2 separate regions of the Homo sapiens genome follow, and region 1 is linked to region 2. The links are chromatin loops, found by intact Hi-C in ENCODE. Cell type or tissue: heart right ventricle. All regions are shown on one strand. Links, peaks and the distances in the headings refer to the core of each region. The heading gives the core; the rest is flanking DNA.

Region 1 (9,535 bases), core at 1,591-4,090, 240 kb after region 2:
TCTGTCCACCACATGTGGCTGCTGCCTGGTCACGGGCTCATGTCCCCATGAGACTGGCAGCCCCGCGGAGTTGTCTCGATCATCGTGGTCTCTCCAGGGCACACTTAGCAGGAGGTCAGTGGAGGCTGTCTTCACAGCCTGGCCTCATCCCAGCCTCCTCTCACCCTCACCTGCTGTGCAAGATCTTGGGCCCCAAACACGAGGCTCTGCATCCCCAGAAAGCCAAACGGTGCTGCCAGCTGCCCCAAGCGCCCCCGGCTCCGCTCGGCCTCACGGTAGCATGTCTGCATCAGCGCCAAGTCCCACGGCATCTCCCCAAATGAGTAAACCTGTGCTCCCGGAAGCAGTTTTGGGGGAAAAATGCTGTCAGCTGATTGCAAAGGGCCAGGGACCCCATTACCAATTCACCAAAGGAGAAACACAAATGAAAATACATCCCGTCTCAGCTGTCACCAAAGAAACTCATAATACAATAGTGGTGGGCCAGGCATGGTGGCTCACACCTGTAGTCCCATCAGTTTGGGAGGCCGAGGTGGGTGGATCACTTGAGGTGAGGAGTTCGATACCAGCCTGGCCAGCATGGTGAAACCCTGTCTCAACTAAAAATACAAAAATTAGCTAGGTGTAGTGGCACACACCTGTACTCCCAGCTACTTGGGAGGCTGAGGCATGAGAATTGCTTGAACCCAGGAGGTTGCAGTGAGCCAAGATCGCACCACTGCACTTCAGCCTGGGCGGCAAAATGAGACTCTGTCTCAAAAATAAAATAAAATAAAATAAAATAAAATAAAATAAAATAAAATAAAATAAAATAAAATAAGTAGCAGTGAGGCACGGTGTCATGGACATAAAATGATAAAACCTGAAAAAACTATAACAAGCGATGCTGGCACAATTGAGAGGAAATGAGCACATTTCCTGGCCCAGATCTGTGAATACCATCTCATGTTCTGTCTGTGCTGGGCCCTGGGGCTGCAGAAATGGAATACTCTAACCCAGTCTCTGCTTACAAATTAGGGGAGACAGAGTATAGAAATCACCCACAGTGGTATGAAAGTCAGGCTGTGATAAGAGAAGCACAGGCTACTGCAAGACATAGAGGGGACCAGGGACAGTTCCTGGAGAAGGTGATTAGGAAATGGAGGCTTAAGAATGAGTTGAAGGTTGCCTGGTACATAGTAGGTGCTATTCTATGTATGTATGTATGTATGTATGTATGTATGTATGTATGTATATATGTATGTATGTATTTTAGGTGCTACTTGTATATCAGATGCACTGAGGTGACCTGCCTTGAGCAGAATTCTCTGGGTTGTTGCCCTACAGGGGAATGGGAGGAGGAGTTTGGGGGATGACCTCAGACTGATTTTGCTAAATTGCCACTTTTCTCATCCAACTCCTTTCCCCTCACGTTTTAAACTGTGTTCCATGGCCAGTGCGGTGGCTCAAGCCTGTAATCCCAGCACTTTGGGAGGCCAATGCAGGCAGATCGCTTGAGCCCAGGAGTTTGAGACCAGCCTGGGCAACAAAGCAAGACCCCCATCTCTACAAAAAAATTAAAAAATTAGCTGGGCTTGGTGGCGTGCGCCTGTATTTCCAGCTACTTGGGATGCTAAAGTAAGAGGATTGATTAAGCCCGGGAGGTCGAGGCTGCAGTGAGTTAAGATTGTGCCACTACACTTCAGCCAGGGTGACAGAGCGACACCCCTGTCTCAAAAACAAAAAACAAACAAAAACTGTGCTCCACTGACCATAGCATGGTGATGGGTCCACAATAAGTAAAAAGCAGCCTAGAACAAATTCAGTGAAGATTCTCCACAGGAAAGACTCAAGTTAACACATCACCCTCTGGCTCACTGAACCCCTACCCACGGGAGCTCACCTCCCTGCGCAGCCGCGTGCCTGAGGGGCTCTGGCGCAGGCGGTGGGACAGTCGGTCCATGCCTTGAGCCAGGAGGGTCCGCACCGCCTCGAGCGAGGCTTCCACGGTGCGCAGCAGGGTCTGCACGACCCGGGGCAGCTGCGGGTCCACCTCCCGGCGCAGGCACGACTCGAGCGGTCCCCTGATATCCGCTGGGAGTGGAAGACACTGGTCTGGAGTCCCCTCCGCAAGGTGCCTCACAGATGGGGATGTGCAGGGGCCCTCGCGAGGGGGACGCGAGCAGGGACGCTGAGCGCCCTCTTCTACCCATTGTAATGATGAGAAAACTGAGCCTCGGAGGGGCGGGCCCAGTCAGGATTCCCACCTGGGTCTTTGTAGGGGCCACCTTGGCCCACCGCTGCCCATGTATCAGCCTTTACCCCCGCCCCTCCTCCGCTGTTCTACTTCCCAGGCCCGCCCACCCGCATTGGCCCGGCTCTGGGCCTCAACTCCTCGAGCCTCAGCCTCAAGGCCACGCCTATCCCCCGCTGAGGCCCCGCCCTTTTTGTATCCAAGCAGCCCCCTTAGGACCTGGTTTCCTCCGGACAGACTCTAGGCCCCGCCCCCAGTGCCTCGACCACAAGACCACGCCCACCGCCTCGCTTTGGCCCCGCCCCTTCCCCACCCGTTCCCTTGCACATCCTATGCTTGGCCCCGCCCCTCTCTGACCACGCCCCCATTTTACATAACTTCAAGCCCATTCTTCGCTTAGGTCACGCCCCTTTTTCCCCAGCATCGCCTCGCCCCTCCCAGCCCAGGCTCCGCCCCAGGGCCTCACTCCTCAGCCGCCCCGCCACACGCGCCCGCTGCCGCAGCAGCTGGTCCACGTCCGGGCGGATCGTCTTCTCCAGCGACGCAAGCAGCTCGTCCTTTTCGGGCTGGAAGGCGCAGAGCCCGGCGGAGGCCCCGGCCAGGACAGCTGCGTGAACGGCGTCTAGAAGCTGCCCAGACCGGTCGAGGGGGGACAAAGCCGAGACACGGGGCGGGGATGGGGGTCAGAGAGATCGGGAGAGGGTTTAGGCGACAGTCGTGGGAGGGGAACCCGAACGCCCGCATCCCGCCCCCTATCCCGGATCCGGACGCCGTGCATACCTCGGTCCAGGCCCAGGCGCGGGCGCGGCCTGCCCCCCGCAGGCCAGGAAGGGTCTGGGCTCGCAGCGCGGGAAGTTGCTCCCGCATCAGCACCGCGGTCAGCACCTGCAGGAGAGGGGGCCATGGGCGCCGCGGTCGGCCGGGAGGGTCCTGGGGGTCCCGGGTGCGGCCTCGCGGGGCACTAACCTCGGCGTCTGAGCCTAGGGTCACGTCGTCGTCGCCAAAGTGGCCTTGGTGCTGCCGGTAGAGTCGGACGGCGTCCAGGAAGGCCCGGGCAGCAGGGGCCTGGCTTCGCTGCAGGACTGAGAGGGGCTGCTCCTCAGTGCCTGCTGGTAGCTCCCCTGCCTGGCTCCCGATGGCCCGGGGAGGAAGCCCTCCGCCTGGCCAGGTCCCCAACACCCAAGTCTCACCCATCTCTGGAACTTTGCATAGGCAATGCCCTCCACAGGGAACACAGTCCCCCAAGACCATCATGTTTATTCAACTTAGAAGGAACCCTCTACTGGCAGCCACAGCCCCGTGACCAGCAGTTCAGGCCATACATACTGCAGCCACTAGCTGTTCCTCTAGTTGCATCGTTTGTGCAGTCAACAACCTGCCCAACTGTGTGTGTCAGTCCTGCTGCTCCCCTACTTTTTTCTTTCTCTCTTTCCCTTCCTCCCTTTCTTCCTTCCTTTCCCTCCCTCCCTCTCTTTCTTTCTTTCTCTTTCTTTCTTTCTTGCTTTCTTTCTTCTTTCTTTCTCCTTTCTTTTCTTTTTCTTTCCTTTCTTTTTCCTTCTTTTCTTTCTTCTGTTCTCTTCTCTCCTCTTTTCTTTTCTTTTCTCTCTCTTTCTCAGGGGGTCTCTCTGTTGCTCAGGCTGAAGTGCGGTAGCATGATCATTGCTTACTGCAGCCTCCAAGTCCTGGGCTCAAGTGATCCTCCCACCTAAGCCTCCTGAGTAGCTGAGACCACAAGCTCATGCCACCACGCCACTGTGCCTGACCTATTCCCCTTCTTCATCTGGCTGGCCCCTCATCTTTTTTTTTTTTTTTTTTTAAGACAGAGTCTCACTCTGTTGCCCAGGCTGGAGTGCAGTGGCACCATCTCGGCTTACTGCAAGCTCCACCTCCTGGGTTCATGCCATTCTCCTGCCTCAGCCTCCCGAGTAGCTGGGACTACAGGCGCCTGCCACCACGCTCGGCTAATTTTTTGTATTTTTAGTAGAGATGGGGTTTCACCGTGTTAGCGAGGATGGTCTCAATCTCCTGACCTCGTGATCCTCCCGCCTCGGCCTCCCAAAGTGCTGGGATTACAGGTGTGAGCCACCGCGCCCAGCGGCTAGTCCTTCATCTTTTACAGACCCCAGCTTCCCCTCATCTGGGAAGCCTGCTCTAACCCCCATCCCTCAGGCTGAGCTCCCATAGCACCCTGTGTGTCTCTGTTACAGCCCTAGTCACTCACAACTGCCTGGTGTCCCTTCTGGCTCCCCCAACAACCCATTTTCTTCTCGTGTGTGTGTGTGTGTGTGATGGAGTTTTGCTCTTGTTGCCCAGGCTGGAGTGCAGTGCCGCGATCTTGGCTCACTGCAACCTCCACCTCCCGGGTTCAAGTGATTCTCCTGCCTCAGCCTCCCGAGTGGCTGGGATTACAGGTGCCTTCCACCATGCCCAGCTAATTTTTGTATTTTTAGTAGAGACAGGATTTCGCCATGTTGTCCAGGCTGGTCTCGAACTCCTGACATTGGGTGATCTGCCTGCCTCGGCCTCCCAAAATGCTAGAATTACAGGCATGAACCACCACACCTGGCCTAAAAACCCATTTTCTGGGTAAAGAAAGTGAGGCCTGGAGAGGTCCCGAGCCAACAGAGGCTGAGCCATCTGACCCCAGACCATTAGCCCCACAAATGTCTGACCCGTCCTGAGACCCACCTATGCCCTGAAGCCGGATGCCACCCTGCAGGGCCAGCCTCCAGGCATGCTGTGCCTCCCTGGTGGCTGCAGAGAAGCAGAGGTGCCGGCGGAAGGGGTGCTGCAGGAACAGCGGGAAGCTCACAGGCACTTCCAAGAGGGAGTCAGGCTCTTCCTGAGTATGGTCTCCTGAAAACAAACAGGAGGTCGCATCTTCTAGACGTTCATTCACTAGGAGAAAATACCCCTGAAATGCATACAGCAGTCCCTGGCATGGGCAGTTGCTCGATAAATATGAGTCATACCACGATACTTGCCACCATCCTTATTCCAACAGCACTGGGTGGGGCACAGTTTTGGGGGAGGCAGGGTCACCTTCTTCCACTGCATGCCCAAGGCAGACATCACCAATCCATCCCAGAACTGTTTTCCAGCCTTAGCATCCTTAATACAGTCCTCCTGGCAGCCACCACCAATCCATTCAAGCTGGGATGTTATCTGAGTCGTCCGGCTTTATGTGGGGTTTTGGAGTCAGTCAGACCCGGGTTCCAACCTGACCAAACCACTTTCATTTTCTTTCTTTTTTTAACAAAAGGGACAGGGTCTCACTATGTTACCCAGGCTGGTCTTGAACTCCTGAGCTCAAGCGATCTGCCTGCCTCAGCCTCCCAAAGTACTAGGATTACAGGTGTGAGCCATTGTGCCCAGCCTGGCCAAGCTACTTTCTAGCTCTATGACTAGGGCACACAGCTCTATGAGCTGTGATTTTCCTGCCCAAATGGGGTTAACAGTGATACCGATGACCTAGAATTATTGACAAGACAAAATAAGTGAATTCAGCTTTGGTTAATTTATTTGGGGACCAGCCGCGGTGGCTCATGCCTGTAATCCCAGCACCTTTGGAGGCTGAAGTGGGAGGATCCCTTGGGCCCAGGAGTTCCAGACCAGCCTGCACAAGATATTTTTTATTAAAAACATAAGTATATGAAAAGAAATATTTAGGGTATCCTGTCTCCAGTGTTTTGTTCCACTTTCCAGGATGATAAACACAGACTGCGATAAAACCCAACAATCCAGGCCAGGCGAGGTGGGTCATGCCTGTAATCCCAGCACTTTGGGAGCCTGAGGCAGGCGGATCACGTGAGGTCAGGAGTTCGAGACCAGCCTGGCCAACGTGGTGAAACCCCGTCTCTACTAAAACACAAAATTTACAGGGTGTGGTGGCAGGTGCCTATGGTCTCAGCTACTCAGGAGGTTGAGGCAGGAGGATCACTTGAGCCTGGGAGGCGGAGGTTGCAGTGAGCAGAGATCATGCCACTGCACTTGAGCCTGGGAGACAGAGCAAGAGCAAGACTCTGTCCAAAAACAAAAAGAAGAAGAAAAGAAAAGGAAATCAATAGTCCAGAAGGTGGAAGCTCCTGATCATCTCAGTCTTCCAGCCTCAGCCCCCAGAGACGATAATGACTGTTAATAGTTTAGGGGACATTTCTCCAGATTCTAAAATCTGCGTGAAACTGTGTGAGGTGCATATCTGTGACAAGATGGGATTTTCTGCCTTGGAACTGGTCATTTTGCTCCTTGATACGTCTGGGACACTTTCAGTGGCTAAGTTTTGCTTTCTTTTATTTATTGTTTTTAAATTTTAATTTATTTTTATTTCAGAGATGGAGTCTTCCTCTGCTGCCCAGGCTGGAATACAGTGGTGTGATCATAGCTCACGGTGGCCTCAAACTCCTAGGCTCGAGTGATCCTCCCACTTTGGCCTCTCAAAGTGCTGAGACTGCAGGCGTGAGCCACCTGGCTTTTTTTTTTTTTTTTTGACAGAGTCTTGCTCTGTCTCCCATGCTGGAGTAAAGTGGCGCTGTCTTGGCTCACTATAACCTCTGCCTCCCAGGTTCAAGCAATTCTCCTGCCTCGGTCTCCTGAGTAGCTGGGATTATAGGCGTGTGCCACCACGCTCGGCTAATTTTTGTATTTTTAGTAGAGGTGGGGTTTCGCCATGTTGGCCAGGCTGGGACCTCAGGTGATCTGCCCGCCTTGGCCTCCCAAAGTGCTGGGATTACAGGCATGAGCCACCGCACCCAGGTTTTTATTTATTTATTTATTTATTTAAATAGAGACAGCTCCTGGCTCTGTTGCCCAGGCTGCTGGAGTTCAATGGTGTGATCATAGTTCACAGCAGCCCCTAACTCCTGGGCTCAAGTGATCCTCCCGCCTCTGCCTTCTGAGTAGCTGGGACTACCGGCACATGCCACCACACCTAGGTAATTTTATTTTTTAAAATGTTTGTGGAGATGGGGGTCTCACTATGTTACCCAGGCTGGTCTGGAACTCCTGGCCTCAGGGGATCCTCCTGTCTCTGCCTCCCAAGTACCTGGGACTACAGGCATATGCCGCCACAGCCAGCTCACTGTTCATTACCAAGGGCCAGGCCATAATATATTTAATCAACCCTCAAGAGATGGGTATTTGGGCAGATTCTGATGTTTTGAGCAGCATCAACATCTCAGCAGACTACATTTTTGTGTCCTTTGACAGCAAGATAGCTTTTAGGTGAAGCAGAGGGTGCAATTCTAGCTCTGCCCTTGACTGTGTGACAATCCTCAGCCTCAATGTCCTTATCTGTGAAATGGGGTAGTTAGTGATGGGCCTGCCTGCTGGGCAGACTTTATGAGATAGTGCAAGCCCAATGCTGAGTTATTTGCCAGGCACATGCCTGGAATTGGAATTGTTCCTTCTCTAATTTCTTTTCTTTTCTTTTTTTTTTTTTTTTTGAGATGGAGTCTTGCTCTGTCACCCTGGCTGGAGTGCAGTGGCGCGATCTCGGCTCACTGCAAGCTCTGCCTCCCGGGTTCACGCCATTCTCCTGCCTCAGCCTCCTGAGTAGTTGGGACTACAGGTGCCCGCCACCACAACTGGCTAATTTTTTGTATTTTTAGTAGAGATGGGGTTTCACCATGTTAGCCAGGATGGTCTTGATCTCCTGACTTCATGATCTGCCCGCCTCAGCCTCCCAAAGTGCTGGGATTACAGGCGTGAGCCACCACGCCCGGCCTACCTTTTGTATTTTTAGTAGAGACAGGGTTTCACCATATTGGTCAGGCTGGCCTCATGAGGTCTCCTCCTGACCTCAGGTGATCCACCTGCCTTGGTCCCCCAAAGTGCTCGGATTACAGGCGCATGTCATTACACCGGCTAATTTTTGTATTTTTAGTAGAGACGAGGTTTCACCACGTTGGCCAGGCTAGTCTCGAACTCCTGACCTCAAGTGATCCGCCCACCTCGGCCTCCCAAAGTGGTGGGATTATAGGCATGAGCCACCGTGCCCAGCCTATTGTTTTTAATTGTTTTTGTTGTTGTTTTTGGAGATGGGGTTTCAGTCTATTGCCCAGGCTGGAGTGCAGTGGGGCAATCTCGGCTCACTGCCACCACCTCCCAGGCTTAAGCGATCCTCCCGCCTCAGCCTCCCGAGTAGCTGGGACTACAGGCATGAGACAGTGCACCCATCCCAGATTTTACTGTTTTTATCCTTTGCTATTCTGATTCTGGTCCCATGACCTAACTCTCCCCCTCACCCTTGCAAGAGTGGGTGTTTGTTTGTTTGTTTGTTTGTTTGTTTTCCAGAGTAGGGATGCTCACCCGTAGCAACGCTGCCCCCGGGAGACACTTGGCAATGCTGGAGACATTGGTGGTTGTCGCACCCAGGGTGGGGGCTGCTGCAGGCAGGGAGTGGGTGGAAGCCAGGGATGCTGCTTACTGCCCTGCTGTACACGGGACGCCCCCACCGCAGAGAATGATCTGGCCCCACATGTTAATGATGCTGGGGTGGAGAAACCTGTTCCTGGGAACCCCGGGACCCTTACCCAAGGATTCAGGGCAGAGAGCATCCAAAAGGCGGAGATATTCTCGCTGGGAAGTCAGGAGCGTGTATCCTGTCAGGGCTGTTGAGCCAAGGCAGTGGCCCCCGTTTTCATATTCCTACAAAAGGTACCCAGAGAACCAACCTGGGACAGGTCTGAACTGTGGCTTCTGTGTCCCAACTATACCATCAAGGGAAGATTTCAGATGAGCTGAAAAATCCTCTGCCCCTCCCACCCCTCCCTCCCTCTCCTTTCCTCCATTCCTCCCTCTCTCTTTTTTTTTTTTTTTGTTTTTGAGACAGAGTCTCACTCTGTCACCCAGGCTGGAGTGCGATGGCGCGATCTCAGCTCACCGCAACCTCCACCTCCCAAGTTCAAGTGATTCTTCCACCTCAGCCTCCCGAGTAGCTGGGATTACAGGCACCCGCCACCACAGCAGGCTAATTTTTGTATTTTTAATTGAGACGGGGTTTCGCCATGTTGCCCAGGCTGGTCTTGAACTCCTGACCTCAGGTGATCCACTTGCCTTGGTCTCCCAAAGTGTTGGCATTACAGGCCTGAGCCACCGTGCCTGGCCCTAGGTTTTGTATTTTTAGTAGAGACGGAGTTTCACCATGTTGGCCAGGCTGTTCTTGAACTCCTGGGCTGAAGGGATCTATTTGCCTCAGCCTCCCAAAGGGCTGGGATTATAGGCGTGAGCCACGAGGCCCGGCTCTCCCTCCCTTTTTTTTTCCTCCTCTCTCCCTCCATCCATCCTACCTCTGCCCCCATAACT
Region 2 (9,535 bases), core at 3,497-5,996:
AAAACTCCCTCTCAAAAAAAAAAAAAAAAAAAAGAGCTTCTTCTGCCCCCACTCTGTGGTCTCCACCCACTCAGCTCTCCCTTGAACGGGCTCCAGCCTGGCCCTTTCCTATGGAGGGTGCCAGGAGCCCTTGTTGACACTACTGGGGACCTCGGGTGGTCACAGCCCACAGTCCCTCTGACTCGGGGGCTTCCCATTCTCCTCAGACAGCCCCCAGGAGCCCATCCCGCCGCTCTCCCCCCATCTCCTGCTGTCCTCCTGTCTCCAACCCCTCTGGGCTCCCCGGCTGTCCTCTCCTCTGCTCTCCCTGGGCGGCTGCTCCTCCTGTTTTGATGACGTCTTCAAGGAGGGGGTGCTCTGACCTGACCTTCCCCACACTCAGGGTCCACTGTGCACCTGACACCTAAAGGCACAGCCTCGACGTCCCCCACCCCTCCCTGACTCCACCCCTTCCCCATCCTCCTCCCTCCCTTGTCTCCGCCCCTTCCCCATCCTCCTCCCTCCCTTGACTGTCCCTTCCCCATCCTCCTCCCTCCCTTGACTCCGCCCCTTCCCCATCCTCCTCCCTCCCTTGACTCCGCTCCTTCCCCATCCTCCTCCTTCCCTTGACTCCGCTCCTTCCCCATCCTCCTCCCTCCCTTGACTCCGCTCCTTCCCCATCCTTACTCCTCCGAACTCTCCCCTGCAGCGACCTTTCCACCTGCTTCTCCCACTGCCACCCTTACCCCCATCGCCTACTTGCCTCCCTGGTTGCCTCCCCAGTCTCTGGTTTCTGCCCTCACTCCCGAAGCTGCCAGAGGGAGCCTGTGACCCCTGAGTCAGGTCCCGCCCCTCCCCTGCTCATGGCCCTCAGCGTTACTCAGGGTAACATTCACAAGCCCTCCCTGGGCCCATCAGGCCCTTCCTGGTCCCTGCCTTCTCTTCTTCCTCCTTCCGTGATCACCCCGTTCCAGCAGGCAGACCTCCTTGCTGTTCTTCAGACAGGCCTAGCGCGCTCCTGCCCCAGGACCTTTGCAGGGGCTGTGCCCTCTGCCCAGCACGCCTTTCCCCTCATGTCCACGTGGTTCTGTCCTCACCTCCCTCAAATCTCAGCTCAGATGTCCCTTCCTCAGGGAGGGCCCCCACCTGGCACCCGCTACCGCCTGCCTTGCTAAATGTCCATCTCATTGTTGTCCCTGCAACGGTGGGAGGTTCTGCCTGCCTGGTCCTGGCTGTGTCTCCAGCAGCCTGATCAGGCCCTGCCCAAAGCAGGCGCTCAATCCCCCGCCCAGGGTTCCAGCAACTCTCAGGCCCAGGCCCGCTGGACTCACCTCCTCCGGCCAAGGCCTCCAGCCCCCAGGGGCCTGGAGACGAGGCGAGGGGCTGCGGCGAGTCTGGCAGAGGCGGTGCCCGGATACCCCTGGCCTCTGGGGGTGGCGCCCTACAGCTGGGCGGGCTCTGCGGGGTGCCTGGGCGGGGGACCCAGGAATCTGGGGAGGGGCCAGGTGCCGCGTGGGACGGAGAGTCCAGGCCGGAATCCTCCACGTTTTCGGGCGACGAGGAGGAGAAAGGGGAGGGGCTGGAGGTGAAGCCCAGGCTGCTAGAGCCTTGGGGAGGGAAGCGGGCGGTCAGCTCCGACCCTCGCCCACTCAGAGTCCCTGCCCATCCTCCTGCAGGCCACGGCCACGTCGAGGGAAGGTCAGGGGGGCCCCCATTCAAAGTCCTTGTGCACGCCCCCAAGGCTACACCTTCTGGTGACTTCCCTCTCCACAAATGTCCGGCCCATCCACTCAGTCACCGCCCACTGGCCAAGGCCCCACCCTATCTATGGCCCCTCCCACGCGCACTCTGGCCCCGCCCACCCCTACACGGACTAGTCCTCCCTCCAGCCTGGCTTCCAGGGGACCTCATTGGCCTAACTCTGCAATGGCCCCACCCAACCTCCCTCCGGCCACACCCATGCCCTCCAATCCCTTATCCCCATCACCTGTAAAATCTTCGTGGTCAAAGGCTGACTCCAGGGGCGGCCCAAAGAGGTTCTTGGACACCTGCTCCTCTGACTGCAATCTCTCTGCACAGCTAGAGAGGGTGAGGCCAAGAGGGCTGCTTCTATTTTTCCCAAGCCTCATCCCACCCTGGGGCCTTTGCACATGCTGTTCCCAGTCTTTTTTTTTTTTGAGACGGAGTCTTGCTCTGTCGGCCAGGCTGCAGTGCAGTGGCACGATCTCAGCTTGCTGCAACCTCCGCTTCCTGCGTTCAAGCGATTCTCCTGCCTCAGCCTCCAGAGTAGCTGGGATTACAGGCACCTGCCACCATGCCCGGCTAATTTTTGTATTTTTAGCAGAGACGGGGTTTTACCATGCTGGCCAGCCTGATCCCAAACTCCTGACCTCAAGTGATCTGGCTGCTTTGGCCAGTGCTGGGATTGCAGGTGTGAGCCACTGTGTGCAGCCTGTTCCCAGTCTGGAGTTCCATTTCCCCAGCTCTCTTCACAGTCACCTCCTAGCTCCTCTTTGGGGCTTAGCTCCAAGTCACCCCCTCAGGGAGGTTCCCAACCCCACCTCAAGGGAAGTCACCTCCTCCTGTCTTCGCGTCATCTGCTTTAGTTTCTTCGTAGCACTTAGAAGTATCGAATATGCTCTAACTTATTTGCTTTTTTTTTTTTTTTTTTTTTTTTTTTGAGACGGAGTTTCCTCTTGCTGCCCAGGCTGGAATGCAATGGCACAACAGTGGCTTACTGCAAGCTCCGCCTCCCAGGTTCAAGCGATTCTCCTGCCTCACCCTCTCGAATAGCTGGGATTACAGGCATGTGCCACCATGCCTGGCTAATGCTGTATTTTTAGTAGAGATGGGGTTTCTTTATGTTGGTCAGGCTGGTCTCGAACTCTCGACCTCAGGTGATCCGCCTGCCTTGGCCTCCCAAAGTGCTGGAATTACAGGCGTGAGCCGCCACGCCTGGCCCTATTTGCTATTCTTAAAATCTGGAGTCACTAGAATGTGACTCTGAGAAGGGAGACCTGTCTCAGAACCCAGACCCTAGAACAGCACAGGTACACAGCAGGCACTCAATAAATGTTCATCAAATGAATGACTAAATGGTCCCTCAAAAGCCAGCATGGGCCAGGCACAAGGGCTCATGCCTGTAATCCCAGCACTTTGGCAAGCCGAGGTGGGCAGATCACTTGAGGTCAGGAGTTCGAGACCAGCCGGGCCAACATGGTGAAACCCTGTCTCTACTAAAAATACAAAAGTTAGCTGGGCGTGGTGGTGGGTGCCTGTAATCTCAGCTACTTAGGAGGCTGAGGCATGAAAATCGCTTGAACTCAGGAGGTGGAGGTTGCAGTGAGCTGAAATCGCACTCCAGCCTGGGTGACAGAGTGAGACTCTGTCTCAAAACAAAAACAAAAACAAAAAAACCCCAGCATGACGTCAACTCCCAGCCGGGACAAGAGAACACCAGGCGGAGACATGGGGAGGTGGAGGGAGGAGGTGGGGACAGCCCCCACCTGCCCACTCGTGTGGAACCCACCTGCTGGTTCTGGGGGCAGACCGAGGTCTCTGGGGTTTCCCAGCAGCGTCCCCTACAAGAGATGCACCTCCTTCAGCCTTCTTGTCACCCTGCCTGCAATGCTCCCCACTCCACAGACCAAGGGACCGAGGCTCGGGGGTGTCCAGCCAGTTGCCCAAGGTGATCAGCAAATCAGGCAGACATGGATTCAAGCCTAAGCGAGCCTGTCTCCAGATGCTAGCTTCTCCTGGCCCCAGCTACCCCTTTCAGCTCTCACTTAATTTCATAATGACCTCATTTTACAGAAAAGGAGACTGAAGGTCAGTGTGGTTAAGCAGCCTGCCCAAAGTTACAAAACGGAGTTATGATTCAAGCCCAAACCCATAGCCTCCCTTCCTTAGGATCCTCCCCACTCTGAAGACCAAAGGCTACTCACGTGAAGAATGGCGTTTCATGGTGCCCTGTGGACAAAGTGGGCAACATCACACACGAATGCATCCAGCCAGCCTCTCTAGCAACACCCAGGGCACCCCTCCCACGCCTCACCCCTGGGCCAGGAGGAAGGATGAGGCTGCCCGCGGTGGCCCTGAGCTGTGCCGCTGCTGCCTCGGGGCTGCAGGCTGGAGCCCGGGCCGGGGCAGGCTTGATGTGCACATAGAACTTGCGGGGCTCTTCATCGTCGAAGTCGGAGTCGCTGGACGAGAAACGGGAGGGCTCGGCCGTGCGTGGGCTGCAGTCAAGGTCCAAGCCAATCCCAACACAAGCTTTCCCCCAGTCAGCTCTCCAATCCAGCCTCGTCCCTCCCTGCTCAAACCCTTCGAGGTCCTGCCCAATCCCATCGCTCACCACGCGCCACCTTCAGTCCTGACACCATGTCCCACCAGCACTCCCACCCCCCCCGAGAAGCCTTTGCACAAGCATGCCCAGAACTAACTGGCAAACTCCTATTCGGCTGCAAAACCCCAACACTGGTGCCCCCTCCTCCAGGAAGCCCTGCTAGATCTCCTTTTCTCTCTCCCTCTTGCCCAGTGCTGACCCCATAGAGTGGGTGTTTACATTTAGGTTGGCTTCATCCACAAAGGAGACTCTCTCCAGGATGTACACAGAGAGGACTGCTGAAGGTGGACTGGTTATTACGGAGAATTTTGTCCTTGCTGTGCCAACAACTGCCCCCAGGGGGTGCCAGAAGGATATTGTTCTGGGTCACATCAGGCCGGACAGTGAAACCTTCTTCATCCACCTCTGGACATGTCTAGGGGAGTCAGGGGGCAGCAGTGAGTCAGGCGCCCCACTATCGAACCTTCCATCTCACCCTGCCAACCGCCCCCCGCCCTGCCCCCAGGCCTTGACTCAGACCTCAAAACCAACCCTGATGGCAACGACTGTCTTCCCTGGGTGTGTGGGCAGGTTCCTGGGACAAACTGAGCTTCGGCAGGGACATTATTCACACCCACGTAGTCCATGGGACTTTGCAGCTGAGGTGGGATATGAACCCAGCCCCCAGGCTCCAGCCCGCCCCTCAATCTCGGCTCTTTAGTTTCCAGTAGGGATCGGGACTCTAGGAGCCAAGAGTGGGATCAAACTCCTTCCACTTGTAGCCCAGCCTGACCCCTCCCACATCACTCACCCCTGAATCGGGCTCCAGGAAATCTCTGGGGATGGAGGAAGAGATGTTGGTGTCAGCTTCCGCAGCCCATCTGGTGCCCCCTGTCAGCCCCCAACACTGGACATGGAAGCTGGGGCAGCTCCCAGACTGTGATACTGCCCTGAGCTAGCCCTAGAGGCGGTGGGACCATGGGGCTTGCTTGGGGAGGGGGTTGAATCTGAAGTTAGCTGAGTAGAGAGTGTTCTCAAACAGCCTGGGAGGGAAGGAATCCTGGAACTCATTTGAAGGGCTGCCTTGTGAAGATAGGGAAAGTCGGGGCTAGCCTTGGCAAACAGAACAATCCTGGGCCAGCTTGGGCAGGGAAGATGCTACGTTACTCTGGGACAGGCAATTCCTGGCCTAACCTAGCAAAAGGAAGAATTCTGGACTAGCTTGGGCAGCGGTAATATTGAGCTAGCCGGGGGCAGAGGTACTCCTGGTCTAGCTCAGGTAGAGGGAATCCTGGTCCAGCCTGGAATATGGATACTCCTGGGCTATCCTAGGAGGGGACTTCTGGGATAGCCTGGGCAGGGGAGGGGATCTCGGTCTAGCCTGGGCCAGACCGGGCAGGGGTGCTTCCTCACACAGCTGCAGGTGGCTCTGGCTCCCGCTCCCGCCGGCTTAGTCCTGGAAGGCGAAAGGCCTTGGCTCCCCGCAAACGTTTCATCGCTGAGGATAGATTGGGGGGCACCTGAGCACTGTGAGCCTCCTTTCACATTCAGATCAGCCTCCCTCACCCCCATGGTCCAGCCTGGGCATCCAGGCCCAGACGTACTTGCCTTCCTGCAGGGCAGCCGCACTGTATGCCTCGAAGTCCAGAGGTCCTGAGACAGGAGACGGAAACTCAATTGAGGGGCTGGGCACGGTGGCCCATGCCTGTAATCCCAGCACTTTGGGAGGCTAAGGCGGGCGGATCACCTGAGGTCAGGAGTTCAAGACCAGCCTGGCCACCATGGTGAAACCCTGTCTCTGCTAAAATTACAAAAAAGCCGGACATGGTGGCAGGCGCCTGTAATCCCAGCTACTGGGGAGGCTGAGGCAGGAGAATCGCTTGAACCCAGGAGGCGGAGGTTGCAGTGAGCCGAGACTGCACCACTGCACTCCAGCCTGGGTGACAGAGCAAGACTCTGCCTCAAAAAAATTAAAAAAAAAAAAAAAAGAGAGAGAGAGAGAGAAAGAAACTAAATTGAGGGTGGGGAGACTGCGCTTGGAAAGGGTAGTACACTTTTGGCCACAAAATGGCACCTGGATCTGAACTCAAGGTCCATCAGGTTCCCGGACAAGAACCAGCCCCACATCATCAGAAGTGGGATGGACCAAGGGGCTGGTCTGGTTCCAGCAGGGCAGTGCCACCGCAGGGGGTGACATGAGCTACTTCTACATACTTCCAGCATTTGTGGCTGGAACTTGGGTTGGGTCGGGGAATGGACCATGCGTCTGTGCAGTGGGCTGGGCTTTGAGTGACAGGATAAGGAGTGGGAACTCTCTCCCAAGAACAATGGGGAGCCATGGAAGGTGTGTGAGCAGGAGGAGGACAAAACAGATCTGGGGCCTGTGAAGGGCAAGAGTGGGGCCCCATGCAGGGAGGGGAGACCTGAGCCAGGCCTGAGCCAGAGCGACAGGAGGGAGAAAGAACAGGTTTTGCTAGTTAACAAGACTTGAGGACGTAACTGTATACCAGCATTTAGTGAGTGCCTACTGTGTGCCTGGCACACCCTTTGCCCTTTACCTGCATGAAATCACTGAATGTTGCAACATTATTACATCCTCACTTTACAGATGAGGAAACTGAGGCTCAGAGAAGTCAAAGCACAGGTCCTAGGTCACACAGCAAGCGATGAAGAAAAGACTCAAACCCACGTCTCACTCTAAAACTTTTGCTCTTAACTCCTTCCCAGTCCTGCATCTGCGCATTCCCAAATTGTTCTTTTGCTCAACAACCCTCAATGGCTCCCTTAGGCCCTGGGGGTGAAGTCTGATCAGCCAAGCCTGGCATTCAAGGCTCCTCTGGGATCTGGTTCAAAGACATTTACACATAAGATCAGGCTGGAGAGCTGGACTTGTCAGCAGCCCATTTTTCCCATGAAGAAACCAAGGCCTGGCCATGTGCAGTGGCTCACGCCTGTAATCCCAGCACTTTGGGAGGCCGAGGCAGGCAGATCACCTGAGGTCAAGAGTTCGAGACCAGCCTGGCCAACATGGTGAAACCTCGTCTCTATTAAAAATAAAAAAATAAAAAAAAAATTAGCTGGGCATGGTGGCACATGCCTGTCTGCAGCTGTGGCCCCGAAGCCCGACCCCCAATGGCTGCCCTGACTCACCAGGCTTCTCCCGGCCTGTGCCCTTACTCTCTGCAAACTTCCTGAGTAGCATCTCCACGCTGACGTTCTCGATGTTCTGCTTAAATTCCTCATGCACCTGTGCCGGGTGGGCGGGGTGTGTAACTGGTCAAGGCCCCTTTGCCCAGCAGTGACCCCAGCCTCATTCCTCACACCTGCCCAACTCACCTGCCCAATCTGCACGTGCGTGTCCTCCACCGAGTGAGCATATGAGCCCAGCAGTGCCTTCATGTGCCTCAGGTGTGTCTCCTCCATGGCTTGGAAGCGCTGAAGCAGGAGGGCAGAGGCAGGTGGAAAGGAGGTCAGGGCCAAGAAGAAGTGGCCATATGACTCAGCCTGACCAATCAGAATACCCTAAGCCCTTGGCTCAGTGATTGATTTGGGGAAGGGCCAATGAGAGTCTGCCCTAGGACTTTCATTGACTCTACAGGAAAAGGCACTTCCATTCCTGAGCCAATGTGCTGATGGGATGTAAGTGGGGGTTGCTGGTGCCCAGTTTGATGCACACATGTGCATGCTTGCACACACATGCACACACACACACACACAAGGGGATGTCTGTGTGGGAGTGATGTCCCCAGAGAGAAAAACAGACTTAAGAAGCAGAAATAGTGGTCAGCTGTGGTGTATCATGCCTGTAATCCCAGCACTTTGGGAGGCCAAGGCAGGTGGATCATCTGAGGTCAGGAATTCAAGACCAGTCTGGGCAACATGGTGAAACCGTTTCTACTAAAAATACAAAAATTAGCTGGGTGTGGTGGCACGTGCCTGTAATCCCAACTACTAGGGAGGCTGAGGCAGGAGAATCACTTGAGCCCAGGAGGCGGAGGTTGCAGTGAGCTGAGATCACGCCACTGCACTCCAGCCTGAGTGACAGAGAGATCCCATCTCAAAAAAATAAAAGAAGCAGAAATTCACAATTTCCTGCCAGCACTATTTGAGCACATGGATTCAGCTATGACTGAAACCTCCACAACTCAAAAATAAAACTTTACAGTTCCCTGAGCTTGTCAGTTTTTTTAAATTTTATTTTTTATTTTATTTTTTATTTTTTTGAGACAGAGTCTCGCTCTGTCGCCCAGGCTGGAGTGCAGTGGCGCAATCTCGGCTCACTGCAAGCTCCGCCTCCTGGGTTCTCGCCATTCTCCGGCCTCAGCCTCCTGAGCAGCTGGGACTACAGGCACCCACCACCACGCCCGGCTAATTTTTTTGTATTTTTAGTAGAGAGGGGGTTTCACCGTGTTAGCCAGGATAGTCTCGATCTCCTGACCTCGTGATCCACCTGCCTCGGCCTCCCAAAGTGCTGGGATTACAGGCATGAGCCACCGCGCCCAGCCTTTTTCTTTTCTTTTCTTTTTTTTTTTTATATACACCTGTCGGTTTGAATGAAGGCTTCTATCACTTGTAACTTGAAAAAAGTTCTGATTCCTAATCCTCAGATTCCAATCTGCTTGAATTTATTTTATTTTTTCGAGACAGGGTTCCACTCTATCACCTAACCTGGAGTACAATGGCTCGATCTTGGCTCACTGCAACCTCCGCCTTCTGGTTCAAGTGATTCTCCCGCCTCAGCCTCCTGAGTAGCTGGGATTACAGGCACCTGCCACTACGCCCGGCTAATTTTGTATTTTTAGTAGAGACAGGCTTTCGCCATGTTGGCCAGGCTGGTCTCAAACTCCTGACCTCAGGTGATCCTCCCGCCTCGGCCTCCCAAAGTGCTGGGATTACAGGTGTGAGCCACCACACCCTGCCTGGGATTTCTGCAGTCCATAACCTCCAGGGCAAAGGCATGTGTGGGTCTTAAAGGTACAGATGCCTGGTTCTTACCAGGGCTGAGTCCAGCATCTTCTGCTCAAAGTCAGCTCGGGCTGAGTTGTATTTTTCCACTGAGCGCCGCAGGCTCTCTGCCGCCTTCTTGGTTTTAGTCTCCGCCTACAAAGCACAGGGAGGAAACGGGGATGGGAGGGCGATACTCAGGGGGCCTCCCCCAGGCCCCATCACCTGGCAGGTGAACTCCTCGGGGTACCCAGGGTGTGATCACCCACAGGTTCCAGGACCGTCGCT

What was found. A loop is a pair of places that touch in the nucleus more often than their neighbours do. Peaks named below come from ENCODE experiments on the same cell type or tissue, not always from the same donor. Only the 100,000 strongest peaks of a DNase experiment are listed, where the experiment ranks them.
Region 1: it touches region 2 in a loop (2.1-fold over the local background); 4 of 110 quality-filtered maps call a loop at or near these places.

What each region holds. Positions count from the first base shown.
Region 1 is chr19:17,532,930-17,542,464 of GRCh38, reverse strand. NIBAN3 (niban apoptosis regulator 3) reads right to left here. Exons shown (of 15, transcript NM_001321827.2): 4 at 8,764-8,878; 5 at 4,922-5,089; 6 at 3,200-3,315; 7 at 3,014-3,118; 8 at 2,700-2,862; 9 at 1,883-2,073; 10 at 171-329. Among named protein-coding and RNA genes, the nearest start is that of NIBAN3, 10 kb to the right of the region's middle. RefSeq lists silencers at 2,359-2,678, 3,089-3,178. In heart right ventricle, for the core only: CTCF peaks have their summits at 2,848 and 3,049 (motif pointing left); a DNase peak (open chromatin) is centred at 2,584; H3K4me3 peaks cover 1,120 bases; H3K27ac peaks cover 842 bases.
Region 2 is chr19:17,770,660-17,780,194 of GRCh38, reverse strand. It overlaps FCHO1 (FCH and mu domain containing endocytic adaptor 1), which reads right to left. Exons shown (of 29, transcript NM_015122.3): 9 at 9,299-9,403; 10 at 7,640-7,738; 11 at 7,454-7,550; 12 at 5,912-5,956; 13 at 5,717-5,801; 14 at 5,115-5,139; 15 at 4,682-4,739; 16 at 4,034-4,212; 17 at 3,924-3,948; 18 at 3,509-3,560; 19 at 1,967-2,058; 20 at 1,311-1,586. Among named protein-coding and RNA genes, the nearest start is that of B3GNT3, 20 kb to the left of the region's middle. RefSeq lists an enhancer at 3,429-3,768. In heart right ventricle, for the core only: a CTCF peak has its summit at 4,654 (motif pointing right); a DNase peak (open chromatin) is centred at 4,674; H3K27me3 peaks cover 2,378 bases.